Regions from separate parts of the Homo sapiens genome. Here regions 2, 3 and 4 are each linked to region 1. A link is a contact called in ENCODE Hi-C or POLR2A ChIA-PET data. All regions are on one chromosome and are shown on one strand. Each heading gives the region's core, a stretch centred on a gene start or an enhancer-like site at or near the end of the contact. The rest is flanking DNA. Distances are from core to core; before and after follow the strand shown. Region 1 holds the start of RAB3D (RAB3D, member RAS oncogene family). Region 2 holds the start of ACP5 (acid phosphatase 5, tartrate resistant). Region 3 overlaps KANK2 (KN motif and ankyrin repeat domains 2). Region 4 holds the start of SPC24 (SPC24 component of NDC80 kinetochore complex).

Region 1 (3,825 bases), core at 685-3,184:
CGCAGTGGCGTGATCATAGCTCACTGCAGTCTTGACCTCCTGGGCTCGAGTGATCCTCCTGCCTCAGCCTCCCAAGTAGCTGGGACTACAGACATGCCACCACATCAGGCTAATTTAAAAAAAATTTTTTTGTAGAGATGGGGTCTCATTATGTTGCCCATGCTGGTTTCAAACTCCTCTGCTCAAGCAATCCTCCTGCCTCAGCCTTCCAATGTGCTAGGATTACAGGCATGAGCCACCACGCCCGACCTAAAATGTGTTTCTTTATTCATTCAACAAATGCTTACTCTCTGCCGGGCCCTGTTCTCTGTGGAAATGCAGCTGTGAATAGGACAAGAAAAAGTCCATCCTCGGGTGGTCACGTTCCTTCCAGTGGGAAGGTATTAACACACGTAACGGTCATTAGACAGTGCCTGGTATAGAGCTGGGGCACAAAAAATGTGACTGCTGTTTAATCTTCACACCCTGTGGCGTAACTGAGTCTGTATTGGGGTGGAGGGTGGGGAGACCTTTCCTATCTGGAAACCCAGAGGCCTAGCAAAGGGTTCAAGTGCAAGGCCGAGGGTAAGGGGCTCTGGCCCCTGCAGAACTAGATTCTGGAGAAGGCACAGGTGTGGACTTCGCCCCAGCGTGTGCAGCCGGTGTGGCCCAGGTGTAAGCTGGGGTGGGGTGGGGGGAGGACCTGCCAGCTGGATAAGCTGGATAGAGCCCCTGATTAAGGCTTGGGTGTTGACTTTGGCAGGTGTCAGCCACTGGGGCGCCTGCCGCCCACCAACTCATGCCAAATACAACCCCTTCTCTGAGTTCCAAGGGGAAGGGGTTTTCTATGTACAGGGCCCAGGTTTAGAGTCCAGTTCTACCCCCTAAATGGGTACTGCTATTTTCTATTTGTCAAAGGGGCCAGGCCTGTCTCCTTCTGCCCAAGGCTGACTCACTCCAGCCCCAGTCCACGGAGGCAGGAGTGAGAGTCCTTATACCCAAGGAAACGATCCCAGCCACTTAATTAACACAACCCCACCACCACGACCACTGCCGCCCACCCTTGGTCTTTCCAGGCAATCTGTCCCACGGCTAGGCTCCTTGAATCTGCCCACACTCCAACATGCTGCTTCATCCGAGTCCAAGGTGCTCCCTCAACCCTCATAACCTCTCCCAGGCCTCAGTTTCCCCAGCTGTCTATGGCCGCTGCGGGAACCGCACGGAGAGGCTGCAGAAGGCCTGGATGCAGGCGGGGCAGAGGCAGAGACAGCCCTGGCACAGCTATTTCTCAACTGCCTTTGGGGCTTTTTTCCATTTTAAACCAGGACCCAACCGGCCCCACCCCGTGTTCCAGGAGAACGAGTTTAAGGAGGGGAAGAGAAGAGGCAGGAAACCTTTCCCCACGCAGGGCAGGGCCGCAAGGCTGGGGCCCCCACCTCCCCCAGCCTTAGCTCACCTGTGTCAGTCGGTCCCGCCTCTTTCTAACCATCTGCCGACCCTCCCTCAAGCCTGGCCCCGGAGGGCTCGCCTCTGTTCCCCTTCACTAGATTTGGGGCGCCCCAGCCAATGCAGGTGGACTCAGGAGTTTCCCCCATCACCATATGGTCCCAACGCCTGTCCCCAGCTGGGCTCTCTGCCCCGCCCGCGCCCCATCAGCGCTTCCCAAGTGCCCAGCTGGGTGGGGGCGAGGGCAGAGGCGTTCCCCGCAGCCCCGCCTTTGTTCCCCAGACCCCCTACCTTCCTCCCAAACCCCCGTACCCCACAGACCTGCTCGGATGCGGAGGGGCCGGGTGGGCTGCGCTCCTTCCCAGGGGTGACCTCGCGTAGGGGGCGCCGCCTGCAGGGGTTCCGCCTGTGAACTCGCTGCGGCTTGGCCCTGGCCGCGACCCCGACCCCGCAGCCGCAGAAGCCAGCAGCCTGCAGCCACCCGGATCCCGCGCGGGCTCCGCCCAGAAGGCGGAGGAAGGGCCGTTCCCGGAGCGGGGGATGGGGGAGGACGAAGAGGGGCCGAGTCTTGGGCGGGGCTTTCAGAGAGCGGGTGGGAGGGGCTGGAAGCTGCACCAAGCGTCTAGAGCCCGTCCTAGCCAAGCAACATCTCATTTTCCCAGCTGCTTGTAAAGAGCTTCTACTATACGCACGGCTGTTAAAAGCATAGAGTCTTGGGCCTGGTTCGAGTCCCAGCTCCACCACTTTCTAGTCTTGTGGCTTTGGACGCGTTACTTAACCTCTTTGAGCCTCAGTTTCCCCATCCGTCAAGTAGCTCATAGCGAGAGTACCCAACCTCACAGAGTTGTGGGAGGATTCTGATCTGAGTTAGTGTTTGTCAAGTGCAGTGCCGGCCTTAAAGTAGGCTAGGCCAGGCGCGGTGGCCTGTAATTACAGCAGTTTGGGAGGCCGAGGCAGGAGAATCACTTGAGGCCAGGAGTTTGAGACCAGCTTGGGCATCGTAAGGAGACCTCATCTCTACTAAAAATAACAAAAATTAGCCAGGTGTGGTGGCGTGCGTCTGTAACCCCAGCTACTTGGGAGGCTGAGGCAGGAGGATTGCTGGAGACATCGAGGCTGCAGTGAGCCTTGATTGCACCACAGCACTCCAGCCTGGGCAACAGAGCAAGACCCTGTTTCAAATAAATAAAAATAAACGAGAGCTGGGCGCGGTGGCTTATGCCTGTAATCCCAGTACTTTGGGAGGCCAAGGCAGGCGGATCACTTGAGGTCAGGAATTTAAGACCAGCCTGGCCAACATGGTGAAACCTCATCTCTACTAAAAAAAAAAAAAAAAAAATACAAATATTAGGGGCTGGGCACGGTGGCTCACACCTGTAATCTCAGCACTTTGGGAGGCCGAGGTGGGCAGATCACCTGAGGTCGGGAGTTCGAGACTAGCCTGGCCAACGTGAAGAAACCCTGTCTCTACTAAAAAATACAAAATTAGCCAGGCGTGGTGACGCATGCCTGTAATCCCAGTTACTCTGGAAGCTGAGGCAGGAGAATTGCTTGAACCCGGAAGGCGGAGGTTGCAGTGAGCCGAGATCACGCCACTGCACTCCAGCCTGGGCAAAAAGAGCGAAACTCTGTCTCAAATAAATAAATAAATATACAAAAATTAGCCGAGCATGGTGGTGCACACCTGTAATCCCAACTACTTGGGAGGCTGAGGCAGGAGAATCGCTTGAACCCAGGAGGTGGAGGTTGCAGTGAGCCGAGATCGCGCCACTGCACTCCAGCCTAGACGATGGAGTGAGACTCTGTCTCAAAAAAAAAAAAAAAAAAATTAAAAAATAAATGAGGCTGGGCACAGTGTCTGATGCCTGTAATCCCAGCCCTTTGGGAGGCTGAGGCAGGAGGATTCCTTGAGCTCAGGAGTTCAAGGCCAGCCTAGGCAACATAGAGATCCCAACTCTACAAAAAATTTTTTTGAAAATTAGCTGGCCACAAAAAAAAAAAAAAAAAAAAAAAGAAAAAGAAAAAAAGAAAAAAGAAAAAAAAATTAGCTGACCATGGGGGCACATACATGTAGTCTTAGCTACTCCGGAGGCTGAGGCAGGGGGATTGCTTGAGCCTGGGAGAGAGAGAGGCTTCAGTAGGTTATGACTGTGCCACTGCACTCCAGCCTAGGTGACAGGGCAAGACTTTATCTCTAAATAAAGAAAGTTAAAGTGGGTTGGATCCCTTTGTGAAATACCCAGGTTTTGCTGGTGTTGGAATCCCAGCAATTCCACCTTACTCAATTTGCTGAACTTCTCTGAGCCCCCACTGCCTCGTGGGAACAAAAGTAGCTGCCTCAAGAGCTGCCACGTGGATGAATGAGGATGAAGTGCATTAGTTAGGAAGGGCTGGGTTATG
Region 2 (3,866 bases), core at 1,347-3,846, 240 kb after region 1:
GGACTTGCCCGAGGCCTCGATGTAAGTGACAGTCATCTCTTTGGAGCTGATCTCCACATAGGCAAAGCCACCCAGTGAGTCTTCAGTCCCATAGTGGAAGCGCAGATAGCCGTTGGGGACCTTGCGCTGGTGCCGCTTTGAGGGGTCCATGAAATTCCCAGCCCCACTCAGCACGTAGCCCACGCCATTCTCATCTTGCAGGTACTGAGGATGGAGGACAAGGGGTCAGTGGAGACCCAGCTTTGAGCAGAGCCCTGCCTAAGGTCCAGGGCTCGATCTGGCCCTAACCACAGAGTCACCTTGAGGTATGTAACCCCTCCTGGCTTCAATTTCCTGACTTTTAGGAGTGTATTAATCCTATTTCATAGGTAGAGCACTTAGTAAGAAATTGGTGGCCAGGTGTGGTGGCTCATGCCTGTAATCCCAGCACTTTGGGAGGCTGAGGGGGTGGATTGCTTGAGCCCAGGAATTTGAGACCAGCCTGGGCAACATAGTGAGACCTTGCCTCTACAAAAAAAATGCGCAAGGGCCAGGTGCAGTGGCTCATGCCTATAATCCCAGCACTTTGGGAGGCCGAGGCGGGCAGATCACTTGAGGTCAGAAGTTCGAGATCAGCCTGGCCAACATGGTGAAACCCCGTCTCTACTAAAATATAAAAATTAGCAAGGTTTGGTGGCCCATGCTTGTAATCCCAGCTACTTGGGAGGCTGAGACAGGAGAATTGCTTGAACCCAGGAGGCGGAGGTTGCAGTGAGTTGAGATCGTGCCACTGCACTCCCTCTCAAAAAAAAAAAAAAAAGCAAAAATTAGCTGCATGTGGTGGCCCATGCCTGTAGTGTCAGCTACTCTGGAGGCTGAAGTGGGAGGTTCACCTGAGCCCGGGAGATTGAAGCTGCAGTAAGCCCCGATTGCACCACTGCACTCCAGCCTGGGTGAAAAACAATGAAACCTTGTCTCCAAAAAAAAAAAAAAAAAAGAGCTTAAAAAAGAAAGAAAGAAAGAAATTGGCAATTCGAAGATATTATTCTGGCTTTGGAGTGTTTTCCTGGTTAGACAGCAAGATTTGAGGGACAGTCTAGACATTCTGAAGGCCACAGGAGACCCTCAAACAGCAGGAGGACCCCAGCCATGTGGACATCAGCTGGGATGGGGACCCCCCTCACCCAGCTCCCACCCCACCCACAGGGCCCTCACCTGCAGATTGTGATCGTGGCCGCACAGGTAGGCAGTGACCCCGTATGTGGCCAGCAGTGGCCGTAGCTGCTTGACCAGGCAGTGGGTAGGCCCGTGCTCGGCTATGGACCACACGGGGTAGTGGCCAGCCACCAGCACGTAGTCCTCCCTGGCCGCCGCCAGCTGTTTCTTGAGCCAGGACAGCTGTGTGCGGGCCAGCTTCACGTCTCGGGGCCTCTCAGGCTGCTGGCTGAGGAAGTCATCTGAGTTGCCACATAGTGTCACTGTGTCCAGCATAAAAATGGCCACAGACACATTGGTCTGTGGGATCTTGAAGTGCAGGCGGTAGAAAGGGCTGGGGAAGTTCCTGTGGAGGGGATAGAGGTCGTGGGTGCACATCTTGGGCGCAGAAGTCCCAGGGTCAGCTCAAGCCACAGGGCCCCTGTGTCCCTGCTATGTGAGGATCTCGGAAGGCAGGGCTGAGGGTGGCTCACCAGCGCTTGGAGATCTTAGAGTATGCAATCTGGGCAGAGACATTGCCAAGGTGGTCATGGTTTCCGGCTAGCACGTACCAGGGCACTTTGCGAAGGGAGCGGTCAGAGAATACGTCCTCAAAGGTCTCCTGTAGCAAACAGATAGGGCAGGCCTCTTCCCTGGGGTCAGTGGCTATGCCGATCCTCCCACCAAGTCAGGATAAGGGAGACACTGAATGCTCCCGGCGCCCAAAGGTGCCCCATCACCTTCCCTCTGCCCTCACCAAAGGAAGGTCACTAGGTAAGGCGGCTTCTCCCCACTGCCCGCCCCCACCTCCTGCCCCACTCTGTTGGGCACAGACCTGGAACCTCTTGTCATTGATGTCTTGCACACCAGTGAAGTAAAAATTGTCCCCTAGAGACAGGATGAAGTCTGCACCCAGGATCTGCACAGTCCGAGCGATCTCCTTGGCATTGGCCATTTCCCGGGCCGTGTGGAATGGGGCATTGGGGACCCCTCCCCAGTCACCCACGGCTACAAAGCGCAGGGCAGGGGTGGCACCATCAGCCAGGGAGGGTAGCAACAAGGCTTGCAGGATGAGCAGCGCCGTCCACATGTCCATCTGGGAGAAGAGAGACAAGCATAGGTGGCCCGGGCTGTGACAAGGGCAGGGAGGCCTTGAGACCCCCGCCTGCCCTGAGATAGAGGGAGACTGCTTGCTGCAGGCTGCCCCTGCGGGAACCCCTTGGTGCCCTAATTCTCAGGACACACAAGCTGCACAAGGCTGCACAAGCTGGCTTAGGGAAGGGGGGCGCGGTCTGTGAGAGGGCGAGCTGTACCAAGATGGCCCTGCAGGCCCATTTCACCCTCCTTCCACCTAGCCTGCCCAGCACTCACCCAGGGGGAGACACAGGCCAGTCACCGGAGGCTCTGAGAGGCTGGTGGGCTCTAGAGTAGAACTGCCGGTCCCTGAGCCTTTATTCCCTGAGGAGGAAGTGGATCATTAGTGAGGATGATGCAGTTTCTCCGAGGGCTGTCCCGGGAGCCCTCCCCTTGGGTCATGTGAGCCCTGGACTTCCCTGGAGCAGGACACGGGATTGGGGTGGGGGTGGGAGGATCTGGGCACACGTGTGCAGCAGCCTCGGCCCACACAGCCTCCGGGTGGACCTGCAGGGGCCTGTTTGTGCTGTAGGCTTGACACGTCCAGGTATCTCTGTGTGTCTGTGTATCTCAGTGTGAGTGTGTGTGTGTGTGCACACTTGAGAGGCTGTGGCTGTGATTACCCAAGACACATCTCCTGCACCTTCTTTCTCTGAGTAAGGGCTTACCTGTGTGTGTCTGGGTGTGTCTTGCTTCCTGCGTGCAGCTGAGCATGCCTACCTGGGCCTCGGCTCTGTACCTGATGGTGTTGCTGCAGACATGTATGCTGAGCCTGCGAGGCCTGTGTGGCTTGTCTGCGATGCACGCCTGTGTTCTCACGTGGCACTGGGTGGGAATCCCTATGGATGGAGTTTTGTGTGTGTCCATGTGTGTGTGCCTGGGTTGCATCTCTAGGATGGGTTGCGTGTCTGGTGTGGGAGCTGTGTTTGACAACATCTGGGTGGGGGACTCCGCGTGTGTCCCCGTCCTCCCCCTGCCCTCTCTCCATCCCACACATAAACACCAACGGGCTTCCCTTTTCCAGGAAGTCCTGCCCACACCCTCCCCTCCCCCCAGACTCCCATTCCTGCAGGAGGAACCAGGCAGGAGGCAGCTAGCTGGTGATAGCGCGCGTGACCACAGACCTCTGACCCTCATAGTCTCAGCAGCTGTCTGCAGGCCCTCCACGGGACCGCAGCCTGGGAGGGCAGGAGGCCCTGCACCTGCGGCCGGTCTGACCTGCTCCTCACCTCCCTGCCTGCCTCCTCCGTGCTGGGCGCCGCCGCGACACGTCCCGCGGACATTCAGGAGTCCCTTCAGTCCCTGCGAGCGCGGACCCGGGAGAGAGCTCTCATTCAACGCTGAGGCCACTGGCTCACAGATCTCCCCGGGTCACCCTGCGAAGTGCTTGGTCCCCCCCATTCCCAGCCCTGCAGCAGCAACAAACGGGAAGGAAGTGGGTGACGAGGACAGGCAGAGACCCCTCCCACGGGGCCGCCCGCATCTCACCTGCCGTCGCGGGGCGGGCGTTGCGGCCGGTGCCCAGCTGCAGATCCGCAGGCGATCGCACTCCTGGCGGC
Region 3 (4,110 bases), core at 1,209-3,708, 160 kb before region 1:
AGAGCTGTGCAGTGGTTACACCTTGAGCTCTTGAGCCAGGGCACGCAGGGCTGACTCCTGGGTCACTGAGTGAGCTCCAGAAATGCGCTTAGCCTTCCTATGCCTCAGTTTCCTCATCTCTGTGTTGTGGTTTGATTAAACGAATTAACCAAAGCAAGGAGCTCAGAATGAGGTAATTAGGAGGCTCTCGTGCGTGGATGAATGGAGGAGGGGCGGGAAGTATGGGGTGGGGGGTGGGGTCTTCTCCTCTCACCCGCCGTTGACCCCCACGAACTGGAGGCTCCTCCGGTGGGCCGTGGGGTCTGCAACCTCCTCTTTCCGTTTCATGATAGATCGCACGCCTGCCGGGGGCCCGCCTGGAGGGGAGGACAGCGGAGGTGCTGTGAGAGTCCTTCAGGGCCAGACTCCGAACTGGCGCCATCCCGGTGCCCCGTCCCTCTTGGCGGCCACCCACCACTTACCGGTGCCCCCGGCCTCCTCGGACTCTTGGGAGGCTGCTTGCCTGGTGGGCTCCCTGTGGGTGGGCTCCTGGGTGGGCACTCGGCCTGTGCTCTTCTCAGGCTGTGTAAGGGAGGCTACCTCGGACCCCGGGGGTGACGAAGACGATTCGGCAGGAACTTCTGGGAGGCCTGGAGGGACAGGAAATGAGTGTCTGCTCTTGGTCATAAAAGCCAAACCACCACAGCCCTGCGGGTCATACACCCTGGGCCAGGAGCTGTAACAGGGCTGATTTTTGTGTTACCACATCCAGTCTTCCTGCCCCTTGGAGGGAAATCGGATTATTACAGATGAGGAAACTGAGGCACAGAGCTGCCAAGGTAACCCCTTGAGCAGGTGGCAGAATCCAGTTTGGTGCCTGCCCAGCAGCTAGTCAGGGACAGGGACAACCCTGTGGCCCCATATTCCTGGCTCGAGCCTGAGTGATCGCTAAAAATAAGGTTTGGCCGGGCACGGTGACTCATGCCTGTAATCCCAGCACTTTGGGAGGCTGAGGCGGGCGAATCCCCTGAGATCAGAAGTTCGAGACCAGCCTGGCTAACATGGTGAAATCCCGTCTCCACTAAAAATAGAAAAATTAGCCGGGCGTGGTGGTGCACACCTGTCGTTCCAGCCACTCAGGATGCTGAGGCAGGAGAATTGCTTGAACCCGGGAGGCGGAGGTTGCAGTGAGCAGAGATCACGCCAATGCACTCCAGCCTGGGCAACAGAGCAAGACCCTGCCTCTCAAAAAAAAAAAAAAATCAGAGATAAAAACACGTCTTGGTGGCCAGGCACAGTGGCTCATGCCTGTAATCCCAGTACTTTAGGAGGCTGAGGCGGGCAGATCACGAGGTCAGGAGTTCAAGACCAGCCTGGCCAACATGGTGAAACCCCATCTCTACTAAATATACAAAAATTAGCTGGGCGTGGTGGGGGGATGCCTGTAATCCCAGCTACTCAGGAGGCTGAGGCAGGAGAATTGCTTGAACCCGGGAGGCAGAGGTTGCAGTGAGCAGAGATCACACCACTGCACTCCAGCCTGGGTAACAGAGAGAGACTGTCCTGAAAATAAAAAATAAAAAAAAAAAACACATCCTGACTAAAAAAACGAAACGAAACAAAAGAAAACAAAAGACAACAAAAAACACCCACCCAGGTTGGTCTGAGGACAAAGGTGACTTCCTGGATGCTGAGGTCCTGGACTGCCAGCCAACAGCGTGGAATAAAAGTCCAGTTTCCTTTTTGTGTAGCCACCAATGTCTTGGAATCCACTCAGGTCCCCCTGGGCCACATATGGCTGCTTTGTAAGACAGGGTTTCACTCCCTTCACTGAAGCTTGAGTGCAGAGATGCGATCTTGGCTCACTGTAACCTGTGCCTCCCGGATTCAAGTGATTCTCCTGCCTCAGCCCCCTGAGCGGCAGGCAGTAAAGGCGCATGCCACTGTGCCCAGCTAATTTTCTGTAATGTTTGTAGAGATGGGGTTTCACTATATTGCCCAGGCTGGTCTTGAACTCCTGAGCTCAAGTGATCCGCCTTCCAAAGTGCTGGGATTACCTCCGGAGCAGCACCGCCCAGCCCATGCATGGTTTCTGTGTCAGCATTTCCTCGGGGGTTCCCCTTCCTGTCCCCCGGGGCGCCAACTCTGAAGACCAATTAATTTGAATTCCCTTTAATGGCTAAAAAGGTTGTTGGGGTTTTTTTCTTTGTGACAGGGTCTTGTTATATTGTCCAGGCTGCTCTAGAACTCCAGAGCGCAAGGGATCCTCCCACCTCAGCCTCTCGCATAGCTGGGATTATAGGCATGAGCCACTATGCCCAGCCTTAAATTTTTTTTTTTTGCCATATACAGTGACTTCCTGAGGCCCACAGGCAATATTCAACTTTAGTACAGAACGGTGACCAAATGCTGGACATAGGCAAAGAGTAACATAGACAGGGCCGGCTGCATGAGACACTCGGTCATCGGCATGGCCAACAGCATCCCCAGACCAGGGTGTGGCCAGCTCATACCACAGAAAACATAAAAACCATGCCAGAGCCAAGGCTTGAACTCATGAGTGGGGAACTGAGCGAGAGCAAACGCCAGTTGCTATGTCCCTCTATGATTTTTCTTTTTAAACTTGGCAATAAATTCACGTGAAACAAACAAACATACTGCATGGCCAGGAGACAGATTCACAATCTCAATCTCTGCCCAAAATGCAGGGCGCCTAACTTGAAATCCTGGAGAGGCCGGGCGCAGTAGCTCACGCTTGTAATCCCAGCACCTTGGGAGGCTGAGGTGGGTGGGTCACTTGAAGTCAGGAATTAAGAGACCAGCCTGGCCAACATGGCAAAACCCCGTCTCTACTAAAAATATAACAATTAGCCAGGCATGGTGGTAGACATTTGTGATCCCATCTATTTGGGAGGCTGAGGCAGGACAATCGCTTGAACCCGGAAGGCGGAGGTTGCAGTGAGCCGAGATCATGCCACTGCACTCCAGCCTGGGGGATAGAGCGAGACTCTTGTCTCCAAAAAAAAAAAAAAAAAAAAAAAAAAAATTCTGGGAGAGCCAAAAAATGAGGTGGAGCAATATTATGCTAAGTGAAAGAAGCCAGATGCAAAAGGGACAAAAACATTGCATGATTTGATTCACAGGAGTTCCCTAGAGTTGTCAAGATTTATTATTATTATTATTATTATTATTATTTGATACAGTCTTTCTCCATCGTCCAGGCTGGAGGGCAGTGGCGTGATCTCGGCTCACTGCAACCTCTGCCTCCCAGGTTCAAGTGATTCTCCTGCCTCAGCCTCCTGAATAGTTGGGATTACAGGAGCCAACCACCATGCCCGGCTAATTTTTGTATTTTTACTAGAGACAAGGTTTCACCATGTTGGCCAGGGTGATCTTGAACTCCTGACCTCAAGTGATCCATCTGCCTCCGCCTCCGAAAGTGCTGGGGTTACAGGTGGGAACCACTGCGCCCAGCCCTAGAATTATCAGATTTAAACAGACAGAAAATAGAATGGTGGGTGCCAGGGGCTGGGGGAAGGAGAATGGGAAGTGTGTTTAATGGGGACAGTTTCAGTTTGGAAAGATGAGAAAGTTCTAAAGATGGATGATGGTGACAGTTGCGCAACAGTGTGAATGGGCTGGACATAGTGGCTCACACCTATAATCCCAGGACTTTGGGAGGCTGAAGGGGGAGGATCACTTGAGCCCAGGAGTGTGAGACCAGCTTGGGCAACATAGGGAGATCCTATCCCCAACAAATACAAGAAAAAACAAACAAACAAAAAAATGATGCAAATGTACTTAATGCCACTGAATTACATACTCAAACATGGATAAGATGGTTAATTTTTTTTTTTTTTTTTTTGAGACGGAGTCTTGCTTTGTCATCCAGGTTGGAGTGCAGTGATGCGATCTTGGCTCACTGCAACCTCTGCCTCCTGGGTTCAAGCGATTCTCCTGCCTCAGCCTCCTGAGTAGCTGGGATTACAGGTGTGTGCCACCATGCCTGGCTAATTTATATTTTTAGTAGAGATGGGGTTTTGCCATGTTGGCCAGGCTGGTCTTGAACTCCCAATCTCCAGTGATCCACCCGCCTCAGCCTCCCAAAGTGCTGGGATTACAGGCTTAAGC
Region 4 (3,969 bases), core at 1,408-3,907, 180 kb before region 1:
TTCTGGCTGAATACAAAAAAGAACTGAAAATAGAGTCTTGGCTGGGCGTGGTGGCTCACGCCTGTAATCCCAGCACTTTGGGAGGTCGGGGCAGGTGGATCACGAGGTCAGGAGATCGAGACCATCCTGGCTAACACGGTGAAACTCTGTCTCTACCAAAAAAAATACAAAAAAAAAATTAGCCGGGCGTGGTGGCGGGTGCCTGTAGTCCCAGCTACTCGGGAGGCTGAGGCAGAATGGTGTGAACCCGGGAGACGGAGCTCGCAGTGAGCCAAGATCACGCCACTGCACTCCAGCCTGGGTGACAGAGCGAGACTCCATATCAAAAAAATAAAAAAAAGAAAATAGAGTCTTGGGCTGGGCGCAGTGGCTCATGCCTATATTCCCAGCACTTTGGGAGACCGAGGCGGGCGGATCACGAGGTCAAGAGTTTGAGACCAGCCTGGCCAACATGGTGAAACCCCATCTTTACTAAGAATACAAAAATTAGCTGGGCATGTTGGCACGTGCCTGTAATCCCAGCTACTTGGCAGGCTGAGGCAGGAGAATTGCTTGAACCCAGGAGGCATAGGTCGCAGTGAGCAGAGATCACGCTGCTGTACTCCAGCCTGAGCAGCGGAGTAAGACTGTCCTGGGAAAAAAAAAAAAAAGAAGAAAATATGGCTGGGCACGGTGGCTCATGCCTGTAATCCCAGCACTTTGGGAGTCCGAGACGTGTGGATCATGAGGTCAGGAGATCGAGACCATCCTGGCTAACACGGTGAAACCCCGTCTCTACTAAAAAAATATATATAAAAATATTAGCCGGGCGTGGTGGCGGGCACCTGTAGTCCCAGCTACTCGGGAGGCTGAGGCAGGAGAATGGCGTGAACCCAGGAGACGCAGCTTGCAGTGAGCCAAGATTGCGCCACTGCACTCCAGCCTGGGTGACAGAGCAAGACTCCGTCTCAAGGAAAAAAAAAATACAGTCTTGAAGAGATATTTGGGCACCCGTGTTCATAGCAGCGTTATTCAACACAGCCAAAAGGTGGATACAACCCAAGTGCCCATGGATGGATGAATGAATAAACACAATGCGGTCCATCCTTCTATATCATGAAATATGACTCAGCTTTAAAATGGACGGAAATTCTGGCCAGGCGTAGTGGCTCACCCCTGTCATCCCAGCACTTTGGGAGGCCGAGGTGGGCGATCACTTGAGGCTGGGAGTTTAAGACCAGCCTAGCCAACATGGTGAAACCCCATCTCTACTAAAAATACAAACATTAGCTGGGCATGGTGGCGCATAAGTGTGTTCTCAGCTACTTGGGAGGCTGAGGTGGGAGGATCACTTAAGTCTGGGAGGCAGAGGTTGCAGTGAGCCAAGATCACACCACTGCATTCAAGCCAGGGTAATGGAGCGAGGCTCTGTCTCACAGTAAGTACACAAAATGAAAGGAAATTCTGATACAGGCTATGACATGGATGAACCTGGAGGACATTATGCTCCATGAAATAAGCCAGACACAAAAGGGTAGATATTGTATGATTCCACTAGGAAGGGTAGATATTGTACAATTCCTCGTAAGGTTCCTAGAGGAGTCAAATTTGAGACAGAAAGTAGAACCCTGGTGGGTGCCAGGGTCTGAGAAGGGGATGGGGAGTGAGTGTTTCATGGGGACAGAGCTTCAGTTTGGAAAGATGAGAAAGTTCTGGAGATGGATGATGGTGCTGATGGTTGCACAGCAGTGTGAATGTGCTTAAGGCCACTGAACTGTGCAGTTACAGATAGTGAAGATGGGCCGGACACAGTGGCTCACGTCTGCAGTCCCAGTACTTTGGGAGGCTGAGGCAGGCAGATTACCTGAGGTCAGGAGTTTGAGACCAGCCTGGCCAACGTGGTGACCCCCCGTCTCTACCAAAAATACAAAAATTAGCCGAGTGCGGTGGCAAGCGCCTGTAATCCCAGCTACTCAGGAGGCTGAGGCAGGAGAATAGCTTGAACCCGGGAGGTGGAGGTTGCGGTGAGCCCAGGGCCTGGCAGCAGCAGATGCTCCATAAAACATCTGAATGCCTTCAGGAAGAAGGGATGGGCTATTGTCACAACCATTTGACAAGGAAGGAAGCTGAGGCACAGAGAATTTAAGAAACTCACCTCAAGTCTCACAGCGGACATGGGGATGGGTGCTAGGATTCAAACCCGGAGCTTTGACTCCTGAGCCCCAGTTCAAACCCTGAGACCCCCAGCTCCTGCTCACGGAGAGCTCAGAAGGGGCCAACCCCTCCAGACTCCTATATTTACCACTAAACCCCTGGGGGGTGGGGGATGGTTGCTGTCATAAAGCCGATTTCTCAGATGGTGAAACTAAGGCTCAGAGGGGGCCGTCCCAGGGGGCATAGGGCAGGAGATGGGAGAGTCCAGGAGAGAAGGGGTTTTGAGGTGGGCCTGGTCGCCCCCTCCCAGCACCCGGGCCCCTTCCCCCGTGGGCCCGCGACCACGCTCCGACCCTCACCTCGCAGCTGCTTCTCGGCACCGTCTTGCGTTTCCAGCAGCCGCTCCACCACCTGCTCGTGGCGCCCCAGCAGCCGTCGCTGCTGCGCCTCCGCGCGGTTGGCGCCCAGCAGGCTGAGCAGCCCCTGGCTCACCTCCTCTATGTCGCGGAAGGCGGCCATGACTACGCCAGGCTCCAACCCGCGCAAATTTGACTGTCCGCGGGGCCCGCCCTCTTCCAGAAGAGGTTGCTTTCCATTGGATTTTTTGATACGTCAGTCATAAGCAATGGCCAATAGGCATGGGGAACAGGATCTTAGACTGGGCTAAGCCGCCTTTGGTCTGGCCTGGTGCGCCTGCGACCACTCCTCCGTCAGTCATCGGTGATGACCAATCGGCGCAGGAAGGGGGAGGCTCCGTTATCCTTCCCGATGCGCCTGCGCGGGAGAGAAAGCGGCTGTTTATTTCTCCATAGGTCGAGCGCTTGCTCTGTGCAGGGTGGGGTTCTAACGGCAAAGCAGCGAGCAGCTTCTCCTGGAACTTACATCCTACAGTGTGTGCGTGGGATACACAATAAGCATAGAGAATAAGTAGATTCTATGAGAGGCTGCATAGCAAAATGGCGTCTGCAGCCAGATTTACTGGGTTCGAATCCCAGCGTTGCCACTTACTAGCTGTGTTACCCTGGACAGACTTCACCTCTCTGTGCGGTACTTTCCTCCTTAGTAAAATGAGGGTCATACTAGTGCCTGTGTCAGCGTTGGCGTGAGAATTCTTCTTATTACTTTTTTTTTAGAGACAAGGTATTGCTCTGTCACCCAGGCTGAAGTGCAGTGCCACAATCATAGCTCATTGCAACTTCGACCTCCTGGCCTCCAGCAATCCTCCTGCCTCCGCCTCCCAAAGTGCTGGGATTACAGGCGTGAGCCACCGAGCCCAGCCTGGCGTGATAGTGTCTCCTATTCAGTAGGTGCTATATAGTTGTTTAATGAAACATACATAGAATCCTAGCATGTAGCTGGGTGCAGTGGCTCACGCCTGTAAGTCTGAGCTCTTTGGAAGGCTAAGACAGGAGGATCGCTTGAGCCCTGGAGTTTGAGACTAGCCTGTCTCAAAACAAAACAAAACAAAGAAAAGATCAGTGCTGACTCTAAGGTGCTGGTTCCATGCTAGACACTGGTATTTCTGCAAGAAACAAGATGTTAAGATGGCATCTTTTTTTCTTTCTCTCTCTTTTTTTTTAAGACAGAGTCTCACTCTGTTGCCCAGGCTGGAGTGCAAGGCATTCCAGCCTGCTTCCTGGGTTCAAGGCATTCTCCTGCATCAGCCTCCCGAGTAGCTGGGATTACAGGTGCCCGCCACCGCACCCAGCTGATTTTTTGTATTTTTAGTAGAAACGGGGTTTCATTATGTTGGCCAGGTTGGTCTTGAACTCCTGACCTCGTGATCTGCCTGCCTCAGGCTCCCAAAGTGCTGGGATTATAGGCGTGAGCCACCGC

Evidence for each region. Hi-C counts contacts between places; a loop is a spot of excess contacts on that map. ChIA-PET counts read pairs that join two places held with the same protein, here RNA polymerase II (POLR2A). Pooled maps may share reads with other maps.
Region 2: a pooled map shows a loop between it and region 1 (3-fold over the local background). The contact joins the promoter of ACP5 here to the promoter of RAB3D in region 1. A Hi-C loop is called at or near these places in 1 of 168 maps with a recorded cell type or tissue (CD14-positive monocyte) and 3 of 50 pooled maps. POLR2A ChIA-PET finds 5 or more read pairs at or near these places in 4 of 52 experiments (GM12878, T-cell, activated CD8-positive, alpha-beta memory T cell and 1 more).
Region 3: a pooled map shows a loop between it and region 1 (2.9-fold over the local background). The contact joins the enhancer-like site here to the promoter of RAB3D in region 1. A Hi-C loop is called at or near these places in 3 of 50 pooled maps. POLR2A ChIA-PET finds 5 or more read pairs at or near these places in 5 of 52 experiments (AG04449, GM12878, SK-N-SH and 2 more).
Region 4: a pooled map shows a loop between it and region 1 (6-fold over the local background). The contact joins the promoter of SPC24 here to the promoter of RAB3D in region 1. A Hi-C loop is called at or near these places in 1 of 168 maps with a recorded cell type or tissue (naive thymus-derived CD4-positive, alpha-beta T cell) and 12 of 50 pooled maps. POLR2A ChIA-PET finds 5 or more read pairs at or near these places in 4 of 52 experiments (AG04449, RWPE1, activated CD4-positive, alpha-beta T cell and 1 more).

What each region holds. Positions count from the first base shown.
Region 1 is chr19:11,337,723-11,341,547 of GRCh38, forward strand. It overlaps RAB3D (RAB3D, member RAS oncogene family), which reads right to left and starts at 1,935. Exons shown (of 5, transcript NM_004283.4): 1 at 1,747-1,935. RefSeq lists a silencer at 1,718-1,977.
Region 2 is chr19:11,575,049-11,578,914 of GRCh38, forward strand. ACP5 (acid phosphatase 5, tartrate resistant) reads right to left here and starts at 2,597. Exons shown (of 5, transcript NM_001611.5): 1 at 2,545-2,597; 2 at 2,009-2,269; 3 at 1,668-1,795; 4 at 1,195-1,540; 5 at 1-204. The coding sequence starts at 2,269. It overlaps LOC124904638 (a long non-coding RNA gene), which reads left to right and starts at 201. Exons shown (of 2, transcript XR_007067140.1): 1 at 201-305. RefSeq lists enhancers at 2,083-2,695, 2,696-3,307, 2,777-2,916.
Region 3 is chr19:11,178,092-11,182,201 of GRCh38, forward strand. KANK2 (KN motif and ankyrin repeat domains 2) reads right to left here. Exons shown (of 13, transcript NM_001136191.3): 5 at 462-629; 6 at 254-356. Among named protein-coding and RNA genes, the nearest start is that of KANK2, 17 kb to the right of the region's middle. Within about 2 kb of position 2,459, at least 5 of the 41 ENCODE cell types and tissues checked have a DNase peak (open chromatin) inside an H3K27ac peak, as active enhancers do; they include GM12878, where a contact is called at or near this core.
Region 4 is chr19:11,153,125-11,157,093 of GRCh38, forward strand. It overlaps SPC24 (SPC24 component of NDC80 kinetochore complex), which reads right to left and starts at 2,658. Exons shown (of 5, transcript NM_182513.4): 1 at 2,493-2,658. The coding sequence starts at 2,652. RefSeq lists a silencer at 2,615-2,774.